3 separate regions of the Mus musculus genome follow, and all the other regions are linked to region 3. A link is a loop called in an ENCODE intact Hi-C map of the cell type or tissue named here. Cell type or tissue: gastrocnemius. All regions are shown on one strand. Links, peaks and the distances in the headings refer to the core of each region. The heading gives the core; the rest is flanking DNA. Region 1 has its middle 5.8 kb from the start of Gdnf. Region 2 overlaps Wdr70 (WD repeat domain 70). Region 3 overlaps Gm41262 (a long non-coding RNA gene).

Region 1 (6,853 bases), core at 1,854-6,853, 350 kb after region 3:
CCTGCCCCATAAAGCAATGACTTTGAAAAGGAAATTGCCCTGCTTAATGATGGCTTCCATTTCAGCCATCACGACCCCAAGTTTCCAGGTACTCAGGTCATAGGCACAGCAGCTGAGAAATCCCATTGAGAACTCTCCTGGGACTGTCTGTGAGTGGCGACCACAGGCTTGCCCACCCCTCTGCTCTACAGCTCTGAGTAAGAACGCAGGCACAGTGTGTGTGAGTCTTGCTTGCCTTCCTCTGAGAGAGTCTTACTTGGCTGTGGTCTTTCCATACTCACGTGCTACACTGACCTAAGACCCTGGAACACAGACCTTTGTTTAGGTATGGTTCACTTAGAGATCCAGAGAAATCCCCAGGAAGGTAGAGTGACGTAGTAAGTTAGCCAGGGCTTCAAATATTAGCCAGAATAAATGTGAACATTTATTCCTTCTGATCTTTAAGCAGGGTTTTCTAGATGAAAAGCAGAGATTTGGGGACAAAGTAAGAATTCACAGCTGCTGTTACTGCTGTTCGGTTAGAGGGCATTAAGGAAGCCAGAACAGTCCTGCAAACTGGTGTCTTCCAGACAGTGAGGAGGGCCAGGTTCAAATCCAGCATACCCTGTGTCCTCAAGATGATGGAACCTCAGAGCTGTGTGTCTTTCCCTTTCAATTTCTTGGGGTGCAGAAGTTATAACATCAAGCCATATACTTATTCCCAAGACACCAAACGTCTACTTCTAGCTTTCCTGTGTCTGAAGTGTTCATTTCAGAAGAAAGTGCTCTGCTCCTGTGTACCTGGAGTAACCCTGGACATGACTGGTGTTGAAAATATTTTAACTCTAAAGCTAAATGCTTTCAGTTTCGCCAGGCATAATGGCACATGCTTTTAATTCCAACACTCTGTGAGTTCAAGGCCAGCCTGGTCTCATAGTAAGTTCCTGGACAGCAGAGAGACAGTGTCTCATAAAAAGAAAAAAGAAAGGAAGGAAGGGAGGAAGAGACGGAGGGAAGAAGGAAGACAGAAAGGAAGGAAGGAAGGAAGGAAGGAAGGAAGGAAGGAAGGAAGCAAGCAAGCAAGCAAGCAAGCAAGCAAGCAAGCAAGCTTTAATTTTAAGAATAGTGGATATTCTTCCCGAGCCCAACACTCTATCCTGGTGTATAGCACCTCCATACACACAAACAAAAATCAAATCAATCTTTAAGCAGGCATAGGGGAGATGTTGAATTCTCCACTCCAGGGCCTAGGGCGATCTGAGTATGTGCTGTGCTTTCTCCAGGGCTTCTGCCAGCAGCATACAGTACAACTCCAGCACATGAGCCCATCATGTACACGCCCATCAAACCAGTTCTCACTTTATTTTCCACACCAAGTGCACATGTCTGTGGATGATGCTATGGTATGAGTGTAAAAGCCCCCACCCCCCAAAACCCCTGTGTTTAAACACTGGAAGTTCTATTTTGAGAGCTTGTAGAACCAACTGGACTTTATGCCCAGTTAAGCAGGGCAGGAATACTGCTCTAGTGTCATAAGAATGAAGCTTGTGGGCTATCTCTGCTTCCTGATCCACGGATATGTTATGCCTCAAGCTCTTGCGACCATAGCTAGAGCCCCAGCCACGGTGCCTACCTCGCATAAAACCAAAATAAATCCTTCCTCCCTTAAGTTGCTTCTTGTGAAGCATTTGGTCTCAGTGATAAGAAACTAATATGAACGGGTAAGCTTATGAAGGAAGGAAGTTGTTGAACAGAGGAACAGCTAAGACTCCAAGTGTCTGCCACTGACACAGCTTTTTCTGTGTGAACAACCACTGTACAAGGAAAGTGGAAAGGGACCCCAGACAGGGCCCTCAGCAAAGGGCCGAAGCTGTTGTTTCTGAGACATGAACAATTTGGATTCAGATGGCTGGCCCAGGCATTGCACCTGATCTGAGGTCTGCGCATCTCCAGGGCGACCTGGCATCTCCGAGGAGGCCTGATTAAGAAGTTCAGTCCAGCTCAAATGTTTTGTGAGTGCCTAGCAGCAGATACTTGCACTAAAGAAGTTTAAATGGGAGATCAACAGAGAGCTCTGCAGTTGGTAGCAGGAGCAGAAGCCAAAGAACACCAGGAGGAAATCAGGGAGTGAGCGAGGAGCTGAATAGTCCAGGCAGCTAAGCCCCGTTAGTAGGGACAGGCAGATGCCTGGTTTTGAGGGGGCAGACGGATAACCCCAGCCCAGAGCTGCATCCTGAATGACCTTCCAGTTCCTGGACTTCAATCCAGTTTTCGTGAGGCCTGGCTGAGTGGCCTTTCCGGAAGGCTTTTGGGTGACACGTGGCTGAGTGGAGGAGATTCCGGTCAGCCTTCCTTCCACAGTTAACTCAGTGGCAACTGTCCCCTGGAGCCCCTCACCTGATCAACACACTACTCAAGGCCTAGCACACAGCAAGAGCTAAATAAGTCCAGGCGTTTTGTTGTTACTGTTGCTGTTGTTTCGTTTTGTTTTGTTTTCGGGCCTGCCTAGTGAAAAGCTTTAAAATGAAAAATTAAAAAATTAAAAATCATATATGATTTAAAAAAAAACCCAGCACTGATTCAAGTCAGCTTTGGATTCCAAAATAATGCTGGACTGAACATGGATACATTTTCCCTCAGCCCATTTCTAAGCCCATGTACACTGCTACTATGCATCTATCAAAGAAGGAAGCACCCATCACACTCTGTAGACAACAGAGAGCATCCTTGCTTCCCTGCAAGGTGTTGTTGAAAGAGCTGGTTTGCACTAGGTTTAATCTCTCAATCACAGTAAGTTAGAAAGAACAATTTCCCTGCCCACAATAACTTCACTGATAAGCCTCTAAAGTGGCTGATCTTTGACTCTGGGTACTTGTAATAATATGTCATCTTCCCCCCCACATTGCCACACACATTACCCCTATCTATTGTCTCAGCTTCTTCCAGAACACATACTCCCCAACAACTGGATGAGTCATAAGAGGAGAGGGGTGTAGATGTCAATTGAGCCTGTTTATGCTTTCACCTTCTCCGACTAATAAAATTAAGGAGGTCCTACTACATTCAAGCCCGGTCGGTGGCTGCCGGTAAACAGGTTTCCCTAGCAGAGACCTACCTTATTTAGCACATATCAAAGACAGACCGGATTCCATACCTATGTGGATGGGACGTATTTACAGTTCAGCCATATGCAAAGGGTGCAAGAGCCTGTCCTCCTCTTGTCCTCTACAAAGAAGGCTCCTGGCTTCTGGTGTTCAGCTAACCAACAGGAGAAAATGCAGAAAAAGGTCTGTCCTCTCCCCCTTTTTTCAGAGCGCTAGAAGGAAGGCTGAGTCCCTCTCGCTGGAAACTGCACCCAGTCCTTGCTTAGGTTCGCCAAATAACTTTTTCAAAACTCTTGAACAAAGGCAGGTTTATGCCCTACCTTCCCTGACCTCTCCCTGATCAAGTGATCTTACGCCTCTGGAATTGTGATTTTGAATGTATGTGCCTACCCCACGTCTGGTATTGTATTACAACAGCATGGAAATGAAGCCTAGGTCTGAGAAGCCGGCCAACCTCAGAAGCCTTCTTCATTGCCGGCCATGTAATACATGATATGCAAAGCCTCTGACTTCAGCCAGCAGATATTTGGAGACCGTGTTGGCCCTAGCCTGGGGACTAAACTAATGTGTGTTTAGGTCAGAAAGCGAATCAGAAAAGCCACTGGAGGGCACGTCACGCAGTGAGAGCTCTATAAATGCATCCCCACTTGCAGCGTGCCCTGGCAAACACTCTGTTCTCCTCTCTCGGCTGTTCCGCGCTTCTTCTTCTCGGTGCTGGGAAAACTTCTCGGTGCAGGCTGCTTGTCTTCTCGCCCCTGCCTTCTGTCCTGCAGAAAACCGGGAGGGCAGGACACTCGGAGGAGGAAGGACAGCCTTCGAAGGGGACGAGGAAAGCGCCGAGGTAGCCTCCAGCAGGCAGAGCGCCCTCCCTCGGAGCGCCAGACGCTTTTACCAAGTTGCGATTGCCCCCTGGGGCTGCTGTGAGCCGAGCTCAGCGCACGTTCCTGTGGATCTACCCTGCTAGAAAACGCGAGCCCCGCCGCGGTTCCTGCAAGCCCCGTGAAGAGGCTCTCGGAGTCACCCACTCGCACCCCGCACCGGGCTCCCGCAGCTCCGGTGCCTTTTGCCCGGATCTCCGTCCCTCCCCCACACTCAGGCCGCCGTTGCCGCCGGACCCCCTCCCCTCCCCCCTCCCGGTTCGGCGCCCCCCTACTCCCCAATCCCGGCCCTCTGGCCCGGGCTCTCCACGGCCAGCCTGCGCTCCTGGCGCCCTCATGTCTTCAAGGGACTGCCAGCGCGGTTTGACGTGGTGTCTCGTTCGGATCTCCAGGCAAGACCTCGGCAGCATCAGACAGGCCCGCCTCGCACTCGCAGCCACCGCGCCCCGAGGAGGTGCAGAGTGAGGCGACCGCCTCGGAGCCACCCGCAGCGCCCGGGGCCCCGTGCTGCTCCAGCCCAGAGCGAGCGCCGCGCGCGCAGCCGTGCCACTCCTCAGCCAAGGCAGGGGCGGCTGCTCAGACTTAGTCTTCTTGGGGTCCAGGAGGCCGGTGTGCGAGGTGTCGGCAGCCTTCGCCCTCCTCGCGGCGGCGGCGGCGGCGGCTGGCACGGTGGCCGCCGCCTCCTGCGTGTCCTCGCTGCCCGGCGCGACCCCTGGATTGCGTGCTCTTGCTCCCGACCTTCTGGGCGGGGCCCCGCGCTCCTGCCCGAGGTCCGGATGGGTCTCCTGGATGGGATTCGGGCCACTTGGAGTTAATGTCCAACTGGGGGTCTACGGAGACCGGATCCGAGGTAAGAGAGGGAAACGTGCTGGAGGGGACAGGGCGGGCGGCGGTTGCGTCGTCTGAAGGCAGAAGGGCGCGGCTGGACCCCAAGCGGGCGACCGAGTGTAAAGTAGGAAGGCTAGGAACCGGAGGGAGGCTAGACTTGCGGAGGATAGGTTGTCTTTTCCGCTTGAACAAAAAAAGTACAGACAGAGACCCTGGTGTCCTGGAACCCTGAAAAGCCAGAGAAGGGTAATTCCCCTACCTCGCTCTGTACAGTCCTGGAACCCAGCGTGCGAGACTTGGCTAGCTACTAACCCACCGCAGCCAGCGTCTTTTCCAGAGTGCAACTGCAGCGTTATCATAGCTCGGAATGTTACTTACTGTTGAGCTTGTTTGGGTCTGTTCTGGGAGAAAGCTAAGCCCTGGGAAGGAGGGCTGCAAAGGTGCTGTGAACCTAAAAATAGAGGGCTCGCCTCCTCTAGAGAGATTTTGCAAAGCGGAATTCCTCCCCTCCTCTGGCCTTTTGCTTCAACTTTGTAAATGCCCTTATGCGGGGTCGAGATTAGGGAAGTAGCTCCTTACAGCGAGCGCCTCGGCCTTAGGATTCTGTCTGGAAAGACTCTTAGGAACCCTCCAGGTCCCCGCCAGGCCTTGGGGTGATTGTTTTAATTACCTCTTCCTCTTCTCTTTGGCACTCTGTGTCTCTTCCCCCAACACCCCCTCACCCCCACCCACACACTACTTTGTACCACTTCAAGGCAGATTTTGAATGGGGATGGTTTCCAGCCCCACGCAGGGAAAAGGAACCCATGAATCGGGAGTAGGAAGGCACTTTAACAGGTTCCTCCCTGCTTGCAATCTTGCCTGTAGCAGAATCTGCCTGCAGGGCGGATGGGTACACCACGGGAAGCTTGTCTAACTTAGCCCTGAGTTCGCCAAGTTTGTGCTCTTTGACCGGGATAAAGGCAACTCTGCCAGTTCCTTTAGGGAATATGTTAGAGAGCGCTCGACTCACGCTTCCTCGGTGTTTTGAATACGTGTTTAAGATGCAACTAGCCCAGTAATTATGCTCCTCCTCTCTCCAAACCTCCAAAGACGGATTCGCAGTTTCTTTCTTGCCCTGACCATGCCCTCCCTCTCTCTGAGCTTTGGTGGGGGAGGTGTCTTTTAAACAAGTGACAAGTGTGTAGTGTCCGGTTAGCCCGCGGCGTTTCTAGCCCGCATCTGCACGAGATTCTTGTGCTCTGGGGCCTAGAACTCTACCTTGGCTCCTCTAATAAACAGAACCACCCCTGGCTTTTTTCCCCGGGAAGCATCCCATATTTTCTCCCTTTCTCCATCTTGGGCTGGCCACTTATAGGGCAGTGGTAAGAGAATGCGTCCTCAGTCAAGGACACTGAGCACAGTGAATACAAGCAACAGATCTTTTAGTAATTTCTGCCCAGACCCTACAGGAAACACCCGAATTTATAGTAAACTCTCCTCCCAGGCCACCAGGTCTTGAAAGCAAATCCCAGACAAACTTTCCAGCCTGCTAGCCCCAAAATGTGCGGGGGGGGGGGGGGCACTGGTGGCAGGGAGCGGCCACCCACTGCAGAGTTTTCTAGGTGATAGAGGATTAGGGGGTCTAAAAGTAGGTTGCCAACCACCTCAGGTGAAATGAGGAGACAGGATATGGGGAAAGAGAATCAAAGAATAGAAACCCGAAAAGTGAGGATTCACATAAGGACGTCTATAGGTCCCTGCACTAGTATGGGGATATGTGGTAGAAACATTGGTTCTTCTACTGTTTTATATTTTTAAATGACAATCCAGCCTACCCGCCGCGGGAAGACAAGGCCCGAGCGGTTTCTAGTGCCCCCTGGTGCCGGGAACTCAGAATTGGTGAGCGGCGATTTGGCAGTCCCTACCGCGGCTTTTCTGAGCATCCTTCAGCCCCCGTCCTAGGTCCCACCTGGTGCCCAAATGCACAGAGCGATCCCTCTGCCCCGCTGGGATGAGTTGATCCCAGATGCAGAGTAGAACCGGCTTTCCAAGTCCGAGAGAGAATGGGGTTCACTTAGCAGA
Region 2 (7,133 bases), core at 1,337-6,336, 610 kb after region 3:
AAATGAGGAAAATACATAATAAAAAAATATTAAAAAAAAAAAAGGCAGGGCAAAGTGCTGCGTGCCTACAATTCCAAATCGGGGAGATGGAGATGGGGCTTGTTGACTGCTGGTGTAGCAGAACTAGCTTACACACCCACACATGGGGCAAAGGGCAAAGAGTGCTTGTTCTGTTTGACTTCCACACACTGTGCTTACACCTGCCGAACTGAAAAGGTGATGAGTCAGTTTCCGTGGGCATCTTCTCCAACAGTCAGAGAAGCACATAACACAGCATCCTATGACTTCCATTCTTTGGGAATGGTCACTAGCTGAAAAGATCAACTCATAACACAACTAAAACAACTGAGACAGAGAAACAGGGATAACTTTGATTACACTATATCCAGTTGTGAAAACAAAACAGAAGAGCAGCTGCCACTGCTGACACCATCTTCACTGAACGTCGGGGATTAACCTGTAATACCAACGCTTAGGAGGCGGAGGCAGGAAGATCACAAACTCAATGCCAGCCTCAGCTACATACTGGGACCCTGATTACCCACACCCAAATGAAACCTTTTACGGTAAAATGAAACATAAGTAAAGTAGCCAAAAGATGAGGAATATACAGGAAGAGAACAAGAACTGGAAGAGGCAAAAACAAGAATAAAAGATGAAGAGAAAGGAATTTAACACAGTGTAAAAGATGGTGGTGGTAGGAATTATCCTTAGGTGCAATGGGGAAGGTTCAGTGAGAGCAGACAGGGCATGCCACAGGAAGAGAAGCCAAGAAGGTCTTGAGTCAGAGGACAAGGCGCACTGTGGGGAGAAATGAGACGATACAAACCAGATGCCCAAGGCAGTCTTTCATGACCATGAGAGGTGGTCAAATGGAAAACCACATTTTTCTCAGAAAAACACAAGGTTTGATTAAAATCTTAAAAAGAAACCTAAACTTTTAGATAGAAGTGTATTTCCTCTAAAAACAGAATTTTAAGTTATCATTTAAAGTACACAGTGAACTTTTTAACTAAATCATATTTAGGAGCTGAAGAGGCCCTGCAGGGGGAAAAGGTATACTGGGGTAGATCCAAGATTCCACAGGATGGGAGGGAGAACTAACTCCTGAAAGCCACCCTCCAAACCGAGTGCACAATGAATTATGGATTGCAAAGTAACATTATTATGACATGGGAACTGAATTTTATATAATTTACTTTGGCAGGATTATTATCTAAAAAGCTACCTTTTGTTTGATCAGTTATAGTTTTCATATCTTGTTTGGTTTTGTTCTTCTGTCTTTCTATTTGTATTTCTGCGAGGTGGTCTTTTGTAGCCAAGGCTGTACTCATACTATTACCAAAGCTGGCCTTGAACTCTTAATCCTCCTGCAGCATGGCTCAAGTCCTGAGATTCCAGGCAAGCACCACCAGAATAGAAAACGGAAGGTCATGAAAGCCCTCACGCAGCTCCCTCTGAGCCTCTTAGCCCATACATTCTAACACACTCAACCATGCTGTTCTTCAACTAGCCACTCTAACACAATCAGGTCCTCCTCTGACATGGTTTTGATGAAGCAGAGAACATCTCAAACACCATTTCCACATACATAGTGAAACTTTACATCAGCAACATTTGCAATTCACATACACATTATCTTGACAGATGTTTACCACAATGTAGGTTTGGATATTTACACGTTAAAAAAATTGTATTTGAAATATGCCTTGTATTATCTACATGCACTAGTGCACCCTCCCCAGAAGACCTTGATCACTGAGAATAAAGGGGCTAGTGAAGTCGCTGAGTGAGCGAGAGCTAGGCTAGGCAAGCATAAGGACTTGGACTTAAAGCCCACATTAAAAATAAACCCTGTGACCTAGCGCTGTGAGACAGAGATGAGAGGACTCCTGAGGACTGCTGCCTGTAAGCCTCGCTCTAGATTCAGAGATAGAGAGAGAGAGAACAAGTGAGTGAGTGAGTGAGTGAGTGTGAGTGTCTCAAGGGAATAAGGTGGAGTATGACAGAGCAGAGCACACATACAGGTGCATATACCAGACACCACACACATACATACACACTACACAGACATGCACACTTAAAACGAATAGAAGAGGGGAAGGGAAAAGAAAGGAGAAAGGGTCCCGACGATCGTGGTACACTCAACAGAAGGTTACTAGATGATTGGTGAACAAAATCAGATTGCTCAGAGGCAGAAAGAACTTGACTGGATAAGGGCTTAAAATGGCATTGCCAAGATAACTGTGGTAGAGTCATCCTGCCTGAGTGCCTCTAAGCAAAACTGAGAAGAGACCAGATTTGGCATGATTTAGTGAAGTACCTAGAGACAAAAGTGACCAGTAGCAAGAACGGCCATTCTGTCATTCAACAGTATTTCTGAGGGGCCTCCTTGATGCCAGGTACCTTTATGGCCACTGGAGATAGAGTAGTCCCAAGACAATGTGAATGCTTACTCTGGGTAGAAAAGAGACAACGGGCCAGGAGTCAAGACCTCCAGAAGACTGAAGCACTGTCGAGCACGGACAAGAGCAGTAGGCCAAGGGGTCACTGACTTGAACTACAACGGAAGCAAAGATCCAAGCGAGACAAGGGGGCACCAAGAGCTTTGGGCACCATGCAGATACAGGACAGAAAAAAGCAGAGGCTCCACCTGGACCATTCTGCTGCTTAAAGGAAAGCAGAGAGGACAACATAGCTAGAGAGACATGAACAGGTCAGGAAAATAAAGGGGATAAAGTCTAAAATTTCTGTAGGAATCAAGTTAAGCTAGACCTCAGAGGCCAAGGCAAGGGACCTGGACTGCTTACAAATGATAGGCATGAACTAGAGGCTTGAGAGTAGGGACATGACAAGATTAGACTTCCGTTGTTTAGTGTGAGTAGAGAAATGAGTATCCTCTGACCTTACAAATAACATCATGATATAAAGTGCCCATGTGCCGATAAAGTGTACCCTAAATAAGAATCTATTAGCTAAAACGCTCTAAGACGAGACAATTATTCCAGCCTTTGTCTCAGTCTACAAGTCACTTGTGACAGTTTATAGAAGTTATTATTTATCAAAGGTCTGGCTAGGCACGATGGTGTGAACCAGTAATCCTAGCACATGGGAGGGAAAGGGGAGATTCACAAACTCAAGGCCAGCCAGACCTGGCTCTAAAAAAAAAAAAAAAAAAAAAAACACTTTCTCTTCCTCTCTAAATAGGAGACAATTGGAATAAAAATGTCTCTCCTTCCCCCTAGTGCCCACTTCGGAGAATGAGGTCTTCACCCTCAGTGAAGCCCAGTGGAAACAGAGTTCTCTAGAAGAAAGCCTCTAGCAGCCTCTGCTGACAGCACTTCGCAGGTGTAACGTTTTAAATAGTAACTATCCTTTGAACTTAAAAGTCAGTAAGCTTCCTCACGGTGTTTTAAAAATAAAACAACTCTTCAAAGTCAACTTCGAGTTAAACTGACCAAAAGCGATAACGAAACCAACAGGTCTGGCAGACCGTCAGGAGGAGCGGGCTTCACCGCCACGCCTCGGAACCTAAGCTCAAGACCACTGCGGTGGTGGCAGGGAGAACCGACTCCTCAAAGCTGGCCTCTGACTCCACGTGCTCCTGCTTGCACACATGCACACACTCACCATATTTACAAGTAAATTAACAGTCTAAAACAGCAGAGGATGGCAGTGACTCAGGGCAGTCCGGTCACACGCGGCGACCCTCACTCTGCTCCTGTGAACTGTTTCACTGTCACGGCGCCTCAGAAAGACTTGACGAGACCCCCGCAACTTCCAATCCTCACCCTTTCTTTCCCTACCCATGAGGAGGAGACTGACGGATACAGGTGGTTGGCAGTGGGCAAGGCCAAGGGGATGAAAGGCTTCAGACAGAAGACAGAGAAACACAGTGGTGGCCCAAACTTGGACTGTCATCTACCAAGAACGTGCCAGCCAGGGAGTCAGACAAAGTTCATGGATAACAGGTGTTCACCACTCAAAAGTCACTGTTACATTTAGCCTTTAGTTACAGTCATAAAACTCAAACTGGCCATTTTCTGTAGTAATGTGAAACAGGATAGCAACGGAAACCTGAGGACAATGAAACCCGCAATAATTCCAAAGTCTCCGTCCGTTCCATTACGTGTTGTAACCTCCTTTGCCTTATAAAAGATAAGATTATGTACAAACGGAAATTTTTAAAATATGATTTTTCAATTCTTTTCTCTGACATTTTCCATCTAAACTGTTGTTGTTTATTTAATTCGAAGAAAAATATAAATAAATCCTCAAGTTCTATTTGAATGAACAATTACCACTAACCTCCACATAAGCAAAGCCTAATAAAGAATGAGTAAAAAGCAAGTTTGACATTAAAAGCAAATAATATATTAACATTTCTAATGCATTAGCTTGAGCAGTGACGGCAACCACAATGCTAGCTAACTACTGAAGGAAACGCACATATTTAAGAGGGTTGCAGATGCTGACCCTTGCCAGAATGCTTGCCCAGCATGGGCAGTGAGGATGTCTAATCCAAAGGAAACTCCAAAAGGCTATCCAAATATCCACGATGGGCTCAACCTGGACTGTAAGAGGATTTCTGGCAGTCAGATAAAAGCCAGCATTCCTTAGGAACTTGTGAAACTGTCTCCCATCTACCAAAGAAGTCATTTCCCTTATAGGGACATATGGTTACCTGTGGTGCCTATGAGCACTGCAAAGCTCATGCTGGCCTCCAGCTGCCTCTAGCTGTCCTCTCCCTCATATCTACAATAAACCCTTGCCCTGAAAACATACCACACAACAGTCAGGTCTTCAGTTTGCACAGAGGCCCTAGGTTAAATTTCCCCATTGAAAAGTAAGAGAGCTGGGCATGGTGGCGCACGCCTTTAATCCCAGCACTTGGGAGGCAGAAGCAGGCGGATTTCTGAGTTCGAGGCCATCTTGGTCTACAGAGTGAGTTCCAGGACAGCCAGAGCTATATAGAGAAACCCTGTCTCGAAAAACCAAAACACAAACAAACAAAAAAAGAAAAGTAAGAGAGAGCCAGCCACAGGGGTTCAAAGCTGTGATCATCAAATTAAAGGGTGGGGGGGGGTGCTTTTCCATGTCCCAGGGCAGTGTGGGCTGGAAAAAAGGCAATGCACTGACACTTTACTAGTGCAGTCTGCAGTGTCCTAGTGCAGTCTGCAGTGTCCTAGTGCAGTCTGCAGTGTCCTAGTGCAGTCTGCAGTGTCCTAGTGCAGTCTGTAGTGTCCTAGTGCAGTCTGTAGTGTCCTAGTGCAGTCTGTAGTGTCCTAGTGCAGTCTGCAGTGTCCTAGTGCAGTCTGCAGTGTCCTAGTGCAGTCTGCAGTGTCCTAGTGCAGTCTGTAGTGTCCTAGTGCAGTCTGTAGTGTCCTAGTGCAGTCTGTAGTGTCCTAGTGCAGTCTGTAGTGTCCTAGTGCAGTCTGTAGTGTCCTAGTGCAGTCTGCAGTGTCCTAGTGCAGTCTGCAGTGTCCTAGTGCAGTCTGTAGTGTCCTAGTGCAGTCTGCAGTGTCCTAGTGCAGTCTGCAGTGTCCTAGTGCAGTCTGTAGTGTCCTAGTGCAGTCTGCAGTGTCCTAGTGCAGTCTGCAGTGTCCTAGTGCAGTCTGTAGTGTCCTAGTGCAGTCTGTAGTGTCCTAGTGCAGTCTATAGTGCCCTAGTGCAGTCTGCAGTGTCCTAGTGCAGTCTACAGTGTCCTAGTGCAGTCTATAGTGTCCTGGTACAGTCTATAGTGTCCCAGTGCAGTCTATATGGTCCTAACTAGCACTGTTCTAGCTCTTCCCTGTCCAGCCCTAGCCATCAAAACTCACTTTACAAAGGGAAGTGGTTAGGACATAGGGACAGGATTCCATCTCATTCTCCCTTAGGGTAGCGCTAGCAATCACTAACTGCATTTATAAAGAAGGCTGGGATCCTGGTTCTTACAGAAACCTTTTGACCTACATTTCTTCATTTTCTATCTCTGAAATGATCCAATCAACTCAGGACACCCCAAGATCAACTTCTCAATACCAAGGAGACAAAGAACAGAGAATAAGAAACAAGGCCATGAGACAGAGAAAGAAAGAGAAGGGGAAGGGAACAAGGGAGGTCCAAGAGTAGGGGACAAAGGACTGCCTCTGGATACAGGAGTCAGATGTGACCCAAAGGAAAATGGCAGTTTATAAAGGTACAAGAGGAAACCCCATGTTAGGGTGAGGTGTTTAATTTTAATTGGGCTTGTTAATTAGGTGAGCCAAAAGGGGCTTTTGATTGCTAGACTTCAATACTTTGATAGCTGGACCTTAGAAGTCAGCCTCAGGAGAAGGAAGTGGTCAAAATGAGGGAATGGACCTTGATGGCTAGCTTTAGGAATGTGCTCTAGGGCTGGAGGATGGCTCAGCGGGTAAGAGCACTGACTGTTCTTCCAAAGGTCCTGAGTTCAATTCCCAGCAACCACATGGTGGCTCACAACCACCCGTAATGAGATCTGATGCCCTCTTCTGGTGCGTCTGAAGACAGCTACAGTGTACTTATGTATAATAATAAATAAATCTTTGGGCCTGAGCAAGCGGGGCCAACCAGAGCGAACAGATGTCCAAAAAAAATTCAATTCCCAGCAACCACATGAAGGCTCACAACTATCTGTACAGCTATAGTGTACTCACATACATAAAATAAATACATAAATAAATAAATCATTTTTTTTAAAAGGAATGTGCTCTAAAGGCAAGAGAGAGAACGGGGAAGAAGGGCGAGCCCCGCCAGAGCCGTGCTGGCCACGATCAAGCACTCAATCTCTACTTCCATTCTGATGTATGATTACAAAACTAAAAAAAGGCAGAATACCAAAAAAGTAACAGTTTTAATATAAAAACATTCAATTCCACTTGACCTCACACACAGTGGGCTAGTCCCTCCCACATTAAAGAAATGACCTCCATACCTGACACCCAGATCTCACCTGAAGCTCCCTCCTCTCTGATGACTCTAGTTTGTGTCAAGTTGACAGAAAACTAACCAACAGGAAGGGAAATGTGAGACAAAATGTTAATCAACATGGAAGACGGAAAAGGGGCACTGAGGATTTGACTGGGATCCACTGGAAACCAGCAAACTCCTTTGTCAGAGACATCTAGTAGGCG
Region 3 (7,133 bases), core at 1,114-6,113:
AGAAAGTGGGGAAAAGCCTTGAAGATATGGGCACAGGGGAAAAATTCCTGAACAGAACAGCAATGGCTTGTGCTGTAAGATCGAGAATTGACAAATGGGACCTCATGAAACTCCAAAGCTTCTGCAAGGCAAAAGACACCGTCAATAAGACAAAAAGACCACCAACAGATTGGGAAAGGATCTTTACCTATCCTAAATCAGATAGGGGACTAATATCCAACAATATCTAATAAAGAACTCAAGAAGGTGGACTTCAGAAAATCAAATAACCCCATTAAAAAATGGGGCTCAGAACTGAACAAAGAATTCTCACCTGAGGAATACCGAATGGCAGAGAAGCACCTGAAAAAATGTTCAACATCCTTAATCATCAGGGAAATGCAAATCAAAACAACCCTGAGATTCCACCTCACACCAGTCAGAATGGCTAAGATCAAAAATTCAGGTGACAGCAGATGCTGGCGAGGATATGGAGAAAGAGGAACACTTCTCCATTGTTGGTGGGATTGCAGGCTTGTACAACCACTCTGGAAATCAGTCTGGCGGTTCCTCAGAAAATTGGACATAATACTACAGGAGGATCCTGCAATATCTCTCCTGGGCCTATATCCAGAAGATGTCCCAACCGGTAAGAAGAACACATGCTCCACTATGTTCATAGCAGCCTTGTTTATAATAGCCAGAAGCTGGAAAGAACCCAGATGCCCCTCAACAGAGAAATGGATACAGAAAATGTGGTACATTTACACAATGGAGTACTACTCAGCTATTAAAAAGAATGAATTTATGAAATTCCTAGGCAAATGGATGGACCTGGAGGGCATCATCCTGAGTGAGGTAACCCAATCACAAAGGAACTCACACAATATGTACTCACTGATAAGTGGATATTAGCCCAAAACCTAGGATACCCAAGATATAAGATACAATTTGCTAAACACATGAAACTCAAGAAGAATGAAGACTGAAGTGTGGACACTATGCCCCTCCTTAGAATTGGGAACAAAACACCCATGGAAGGAGTTACAGAGACAAAGTTTGGAGCTGAGACGAAAAGATGGACCATCTAGAGACTGCCATATCCAGGGATCCACCCCATAATCAGCATCCAAACGCTGACACCATTGCATACACTAGCAAGATTTTATCGAAAGGACCCAGATGTAGCTGTCTCTTGTGAGACTATGCCGGGGCCTAGCAAACACAGAAGTGGATGCTCACAGTCAGCTATTGGATGGATCACAGCGCCCCCAATGGAGGAGCTAGAGAAAGTAGCCAAGGAGCTGAAGGGATCTGCAACCCTATAGGTGGAACAACATTATGAACTAACCAGTACCCCGGAGCTCTTGACTCTAGCTGCATATGTATCAAAAGATGGCCTGGTCAGCCATCACTGGAAAGAGAGGCCCATTGGACACGCAAACTGTATATGCCCCAGTACAGGGGAACGCCAGGGCCAAAAAAATGAGAATGGGTGGGTAGGGAAGTGGCGGGGAGGGTATGGGGGACTTTTGAGATAGCATTGGAAATGTAATTGAGGAAAATAGGTAATAAAAATATTAAAAAAAAGAAATACATATTAATTGTTTCCACGACACAGATAAGATTTGAAGATATAAGTAAAATACCCACATTCACTCATGTAATGCATAATGGAGCTGGGATTTGAACTTGTGTCTCCCTGGTACTGGGATTTGAACTTGTGCCTCATTGGTACTGGTCCACGGCACTGTGATGTCAGGGTGAAGACAGTAGAGGAAGGAAGAGGATGGAACCGAGACCTGCTGGTGACTGACTAGATCTGAGGTACCTCAGAGGTTTTGAGCTGAAAATACACAAATGGTCACATGCTGTCTGGGGTACTGAGAGATAACCAGCTAGAATTAGCCACATCGGGTCATACAGAATACAATTTGAATCCCAGAGCAGGGCAGAGGTGGATTAGGGAGAGCACCATATTGAGGCATCAAATTGGGTAGCAGATAGGCAAGTTTGTTTAGAGTCTGTCACGGATTTTAGGGCTTCTCCCCCTTTTAAATAGCTGTTGATACTTTGTCAGTGTTGCCTCTTTTGTTACTTTTATTTCAGATAAAGCCCTTCCAGAGAAACTCACAAGGAACCAGACATGTTTTCAGTGTCTGTCTGTTAGCTTTTAGATGACCCAGACTACTCTTCATTCACGGGAACACTAAATCATCTGCCAAGAGGAGTTTCTCTCGCCAAGTTTTAAACCCGTGCTACAGGAACATGAACTGAGCATGCTCAGTAGTGTGCCGCCTCTATGTGATGATGGGTCTTTCTATATGAATTATACAGCTACACAATGTGGACTGTCAATATCATTTAATACATATTCCACCAACTTAAAGAAACAACTCTTTCCTTTACAGAGACACTAACTTCGTGAATCAGCCCTGGGGCCTTCCCTGTGCAAGCAATGAACTCTCTGCTCTTTTATCTTTTGCTTGTGTTTCCTGGTTTGGTCCTCACCAGGGGCTAAGACCACAGCTTTCAGTCACACATTAGAACCAGGAAACATGGAAGAGAAAGTTACTCTAGTGCTGGATGTGAGAATGCCTGGATTAATTGAGAAAGCAGTTCACCCTCAGTTATAAATGACCCCAAATGTGCTTCTGCATCTGTTTGAGATGATATTTCTTGTGTCTCTAGCGTCACAGAGCGATTTCCGTGACAAGAAACACGTAGATGTGTCAGACAGCTGGACACTCAGCGGTAGATCGTCAGGCAGTCCTGGAAGTGGGTCTGCATTTCTAAGTCCTCACATCAACAGTTCTTATACTTTCCACATTTGTATAAGTAGAACGTGCTGGCAGGGTGTGAAACATTACACACATGCTCTGTTAGTAAATGATGTGCCGGCAGTGTGATTTATGTCCTGTAGGCACACAACTTCCTCTCCTTCAGAAGAGGGCTCTAGACAAGCTAGGGTCTACAAGTGGCTCTGCCAGGGAGTTGAAAGCCCACCAAACTCAAGGACCCAAATCTCCTCGGGTCACCCGAGGCTTTGGCCGGAGAAGCCCGTGGGAACAACCTCTAGAGTTTGATCTGGAGTATGGTCCTTTTTTCTTCCTGTCCTTCTCCACAGGAAGAGGTACTGAGCAATATCCAACTTGTCTCCAGTGCTAACGACTCTAAGCACTCCAGGCTCCTCCAGGCCCATTTCTTAGGACAAGCTCTGTGATAACTAAAATCAGAGACAGCTACCTCCATCTTTCTACATCAAAGAAAAAGAAGAAAAATGGCATAGTATTTATAGCTAATTCAAAACAGCTGAATTGTAAGTATCCCCCTTGCACACAATGTCCATCAGGAGAAGAACATACCCAGATTAATTTAGAAAGCATTTTAGACTAATTTAGCTATAAGTGACCAAAATGTGCTTTTGCATCTGTTTGGGATGACATTTCTTGGGCATGGAGCACTGTGCAGTAATTCCCGTGACAGTAAACACATAGACTTGCTATTTGATAGTTGCATAACTGTGGTTTGCTTTTGCTTGCTCTTGGAGGTGAAGAGCTGGCTGTCTGCTTTTTGTTCCCCCCATCTCACCCGCAGGCGGTGAGGTGGAAGCAACCAAATGTAAACTGCACCAAACTGGGGGTGGAGGTGGGGGTGGGGCAGGAAATAGTTAATATGCCAATTGCATGTAAGATATCTGGTCAGTTTCTCTGAATTGTCTTTCAGCTCAATGTGCCCGAGTGGCAATGCTCATGAATAACCAGCAGAGGGCAGCCACGGCCTCCTAATACACTGGGAAGGCTCTTCCTGCCATCCATGAAATAAGCTTCAGAGAACAAACTCTTGCTTGCATCTCTAACAGTTTCTCCCAAACATTGGATAAGTCACCACACAGTGGGAATAACTCAGGTTGCGCTCTGCTGTCACGTGACTTAGATGGAAGCTCAATTCTTCTATGTTCTAGCTGTGGACTGGCTGCACTTATAGTTAACCTCAAATGGAGACAGTTATAACATCCACTTTATATGTGGGCTTACTGCGAACGTGTAACAAATTAGTATTCATTGTACATCCAGAACAGAGCCCAGTATACAGTGATGTATGGTATGTGTTCTTGTGGCTACAGTATTACATCAGTCTTTGTTTATGTTTCAGAGTCCCAGATAAAGTATCCAAGAAGGAAGTGTCATGACTCAAGAAGGAAGAAGTCAAGGCTTGGATGGGTCTCAGGCCAGGTGGCCAGAAACTACTTAGATGGGGGTGGCTGTGGTCAGGAGGAAGGAGGACAGGGAAGTGTCTCTGAGGAGGGAGGGAGGAAGAAGCAGAAGCTGTCTTGAGTTAGTTCATTTCTTCCCTGAAGTAGTCAGAGACCTGAGCTTGGACCACTGAGGGGTCAGCAGGGGTCTTGCACAAGAAGACCTCCAAGTGAGCAGAAGGCTAGTCTTCTTAACTGTGTTCAAGCAGGATGCAATTAGCTGCAGTTGGGGAGGGCATCCTGGGCGCCTCTCCTCTGGGTGAAAGACAGAGAAAGAACAGGAAATCTTGGTTACCACATAGCCAGCATGGCAGTGGCTGAGGCAGCAGTTAATGTTCTGGCTTCTGAGCAAAACCGAGAATGCAGTAGTAGAGAGTGGTACCCAGCAGGTGGAGTGGGTGGGGTCCACAGCAGGAGAGAAATCTTTCTTTGAGCGATGCTGCAGAGACCCCTGGCTAGGAGTCTGAAGTAAGCGCCAGTAAGTTGTGTATGGTCAGGAACCACATCTTATCTAACCTTCCATTGTAGCATGGCACATCCTTGCCTACCTGACCTCCAAATAACTCTGGCTGGCTGGTGAGATACAACTGAACGCACACTGCACGTTGTTTTTCCTCCTCTGACCCGTTAGCTGATGGCTGCCCACATTTCTGTGCTCCTCTGTGGTTACAAATAGCTCAGCGATGCCCACCCTCCCCACCCAGTCTGGCCTGTACTAGACAGGGAGAATAGGGAAGAAACACTGAATTAAGAGTGAGTATCAGGGCTGTGTTGTTACTGCAGCATAACTCGGCCTGTACTGCCTCACCCCTGTGCGGCCCTTTCCCACACTCAGTGCCCCTTGCCACTTCTCTCAACCCCTCACTTGATACTCTGGCAGGTACAAGGACAGGGACGCACCATCTCAGGTTCCAGATGGTGAAACAGGCCTTCCCAGAGCTTTAACTGTTCAAGGTCCCCAAATCAAAGTGAAGAGGCTGAGACTCGACCTCAAGCCCCAGGACTGTGTTGTTCTTTCCACCTCCCCTCCCTAGCCTGGCACGAAATCCAACACTAAAAACGATAGCCCGACTTGACTAGCCGTGGGCCATGAGTAGTACCACGTTTGTCCCCAAGATGATGGATGTGTGGGTAAAGATGACTGCTTTCACAGACACCAAGGTCAGTGAAAGGATGCTGCTCTTGGGGGTCTCAGGGCCCACCATTGCCTGGGAGGCTCTCTCACTCCAGTTCAGAAACAAGCACCGACATGTCATGCTTCATCCCGTGATCTGTAATGGAGGCCTCGCTGCTCCAGTTCGCTTCTCCGTCATGCCCTATCTGTCCTGCTCCAACCATAATCATCTTGACCTTGAGTTCTCTCCATCTTTGCACCTATACTCCCTTCCTGTCAAATTTTCCTGGCCTCAAGGCTCAGTAACTAGGCGATGTGTTCTCCGCTTAGGAGTTCAGCATAGGCCGTGGCAAGGCTGGAGTCTGCTACTGATTGTGTATGTCATGCCTGGTACTTGGACCTGGCTCTCCGCAGGCTGTATGGGACAGGGGGGCTTCAGAGAGACTCACAGGCTGCAGGATAGGAATCTCAGGGCTGACAACTTTGTTACACTTCCCATCATACCCTGCAACTGGCAGCCAGTTTCACCAGCCAAGGATGGCTTTCTGCTTCTACCCATCCTCCACTGCCCACTTTGAAGGGATCAAAGAGCCCCGTGTGTTTTTCTAATCTCCCTAATCCTCGTCACTATTCCAGCGAGGACACAGGTATCATCACTGCCATTTTTCAGATGAAACGAAGGCCCAGACACTTTTAGTGACAGACCCAAGGTCACCCCCACTGGCTGGTGTCGGGGCGGCGACGGGAATGGAACCGAGGCGGCTGCCCTCCCAAGCCGTCGGCCTCCATTAGACCCCGCTGTCCCTTTGGACTCCCCCTGCTGTATTAATTGAATATCAGGTTCTTCTTCACTTCCTGCCCGAAACAGAGCAACAGCTGCCGCTCGTCCTCCCGAGCCGCTGGCTGTACTTCAGTGGTGGGTGAAGCTATGCTGGGATAGAAAGTGGGCGAAGCCTTTCAGGATAAAGGGGTCATCAACACGGAAGGTATAAAAGAGATGGCTTGACTTTACTGCTCTTCCTGACTTGCAAATGACATCATGACGGGACCAGGCTAAGAGGGAAAACGGCTTAGGAGGGTGAGTATGAGAGTTGAGAGGGAATGTGGAGGAAAAGGAAGGAAGGAAGGAAGGAAGGAAGGAAGGAAGGAAGGAAGGAAGGAAGGAAGGAAGGAAGAGAAGTCAAGATGCACTTGCCATTGGATAAGAAACTTGGTTAAGAAACAGGGCAGTAGGGGACAATATTAGTGGTATGGGCCCTGCAGTGTGTGTGACATTGGTGGCCTAGGTTGAGATTCTTTCCTTAAGGATGAGGCTGTAGAGTTCTAGCAGCACTTGCAGACCAGAGGACAAAGATTCTCTTCCTCCTACTCAGCCAATTGCTTAGCGCCTATGCCTGTGGAAAGAAACTCCAGGGTACACAGAATTACTTGGGCTACAAGGTGAAAGCAATAGTTCCTGAGCCTTATCCTGAGAGGCTGGGGCCCAGGACAACTATTGATTGCTGTGTAGGGCCCACCCAGGGGAGACGGTCAGTGGCCATCCATGGTCAAGAATCTCTGCACCTGTCCCCACACACACTACACTACAGAGAGGCCCTTTCGTATGAAGAATCAGTGGTATGACCCCAGGACGAGCAGCCCACTTGTATCTGGAGGTCCTGCCTCTTCTGCTGATTTTGTGGAGCAGGTCCCGAGGCCTGTCTGCAGTCTGCAGGCTGAGTGGGGCTCCTCCTGCGGTTTCAGTGCCCAGAGGAGATGGGAGGAGAAGGGACTTTTGCGTCCTTG

What was found. Hi-C counts contacts between places; a loop is a spot of excess contacts. Peaks named below come from ENCODE experiments on the same cell type or tissue, not always from the same donor. Only the 100,000 strongest peaks of a DNase experiment are listed, where the experiment ranks them.
Region 1: it touches region 3 in a loop (8-fold over the local background); 30 of 42 quality-filtered maps call a loop at or near these places.
Region 2: it touches region 3 in a loop (13-fold over the local background); 9 of 42 quality-filtered maps call a loop at or near these places.

Annotation. Positions count from the first base shown.
Region 1 is chr15:7,806,304-7,813,156 of GRCm38, forward strand. It overlaps a transcript of Gdnf not described here. Among named protein-coding and RNA genes, the nearest start is that of Gdnf, 5.8 kb to the right of the region's middle. In gastrocnemius, for the core only: CTCF peaks have their summits at 3,879 and 6,647 (motif pointing left); DNase peaks (open chromatin) are centred at 4,049, 4,367, 4,770 and 6,678; H3K4me3 peaks cover 3,109 bases; H3K27ac peaks cover 1,107 bases.
Region 2 is chr15:8,062,157-8,069,289 of GRCm38, forward strand. All of the region lies in intron 5 of Wdr70 (WD repeat domain 70), which reads right to left. Among named protein-coding and RNA genes, the nearest start is that of Wdr70, 33 kb to the right of the region's middle. In gastrocnemius, for the core only: a CTCF peak has its summit at 3,331; a DNase peak (open chromatin) is centred at 3,586; H3K4me3 peaks cover 857 bases; H3K27ac peaks cover 564 bases.
Region 3 is chr15:7,456,551-7,463,683 of GRCm38, forward strand. The region is part of intron 2 of Gm41262 (a long non-coding RNA gene); the gene reads right to left. Among named protein-coding and RNA genes, the nearest start is that of Gm41262, 8.2 kb to the right of the region's middle. In gastrocnemius, for the core only: a CTCF peak has its summit at 3,739 (motif pointing right); a DNase peak (open chromatin) is centred at 3,738.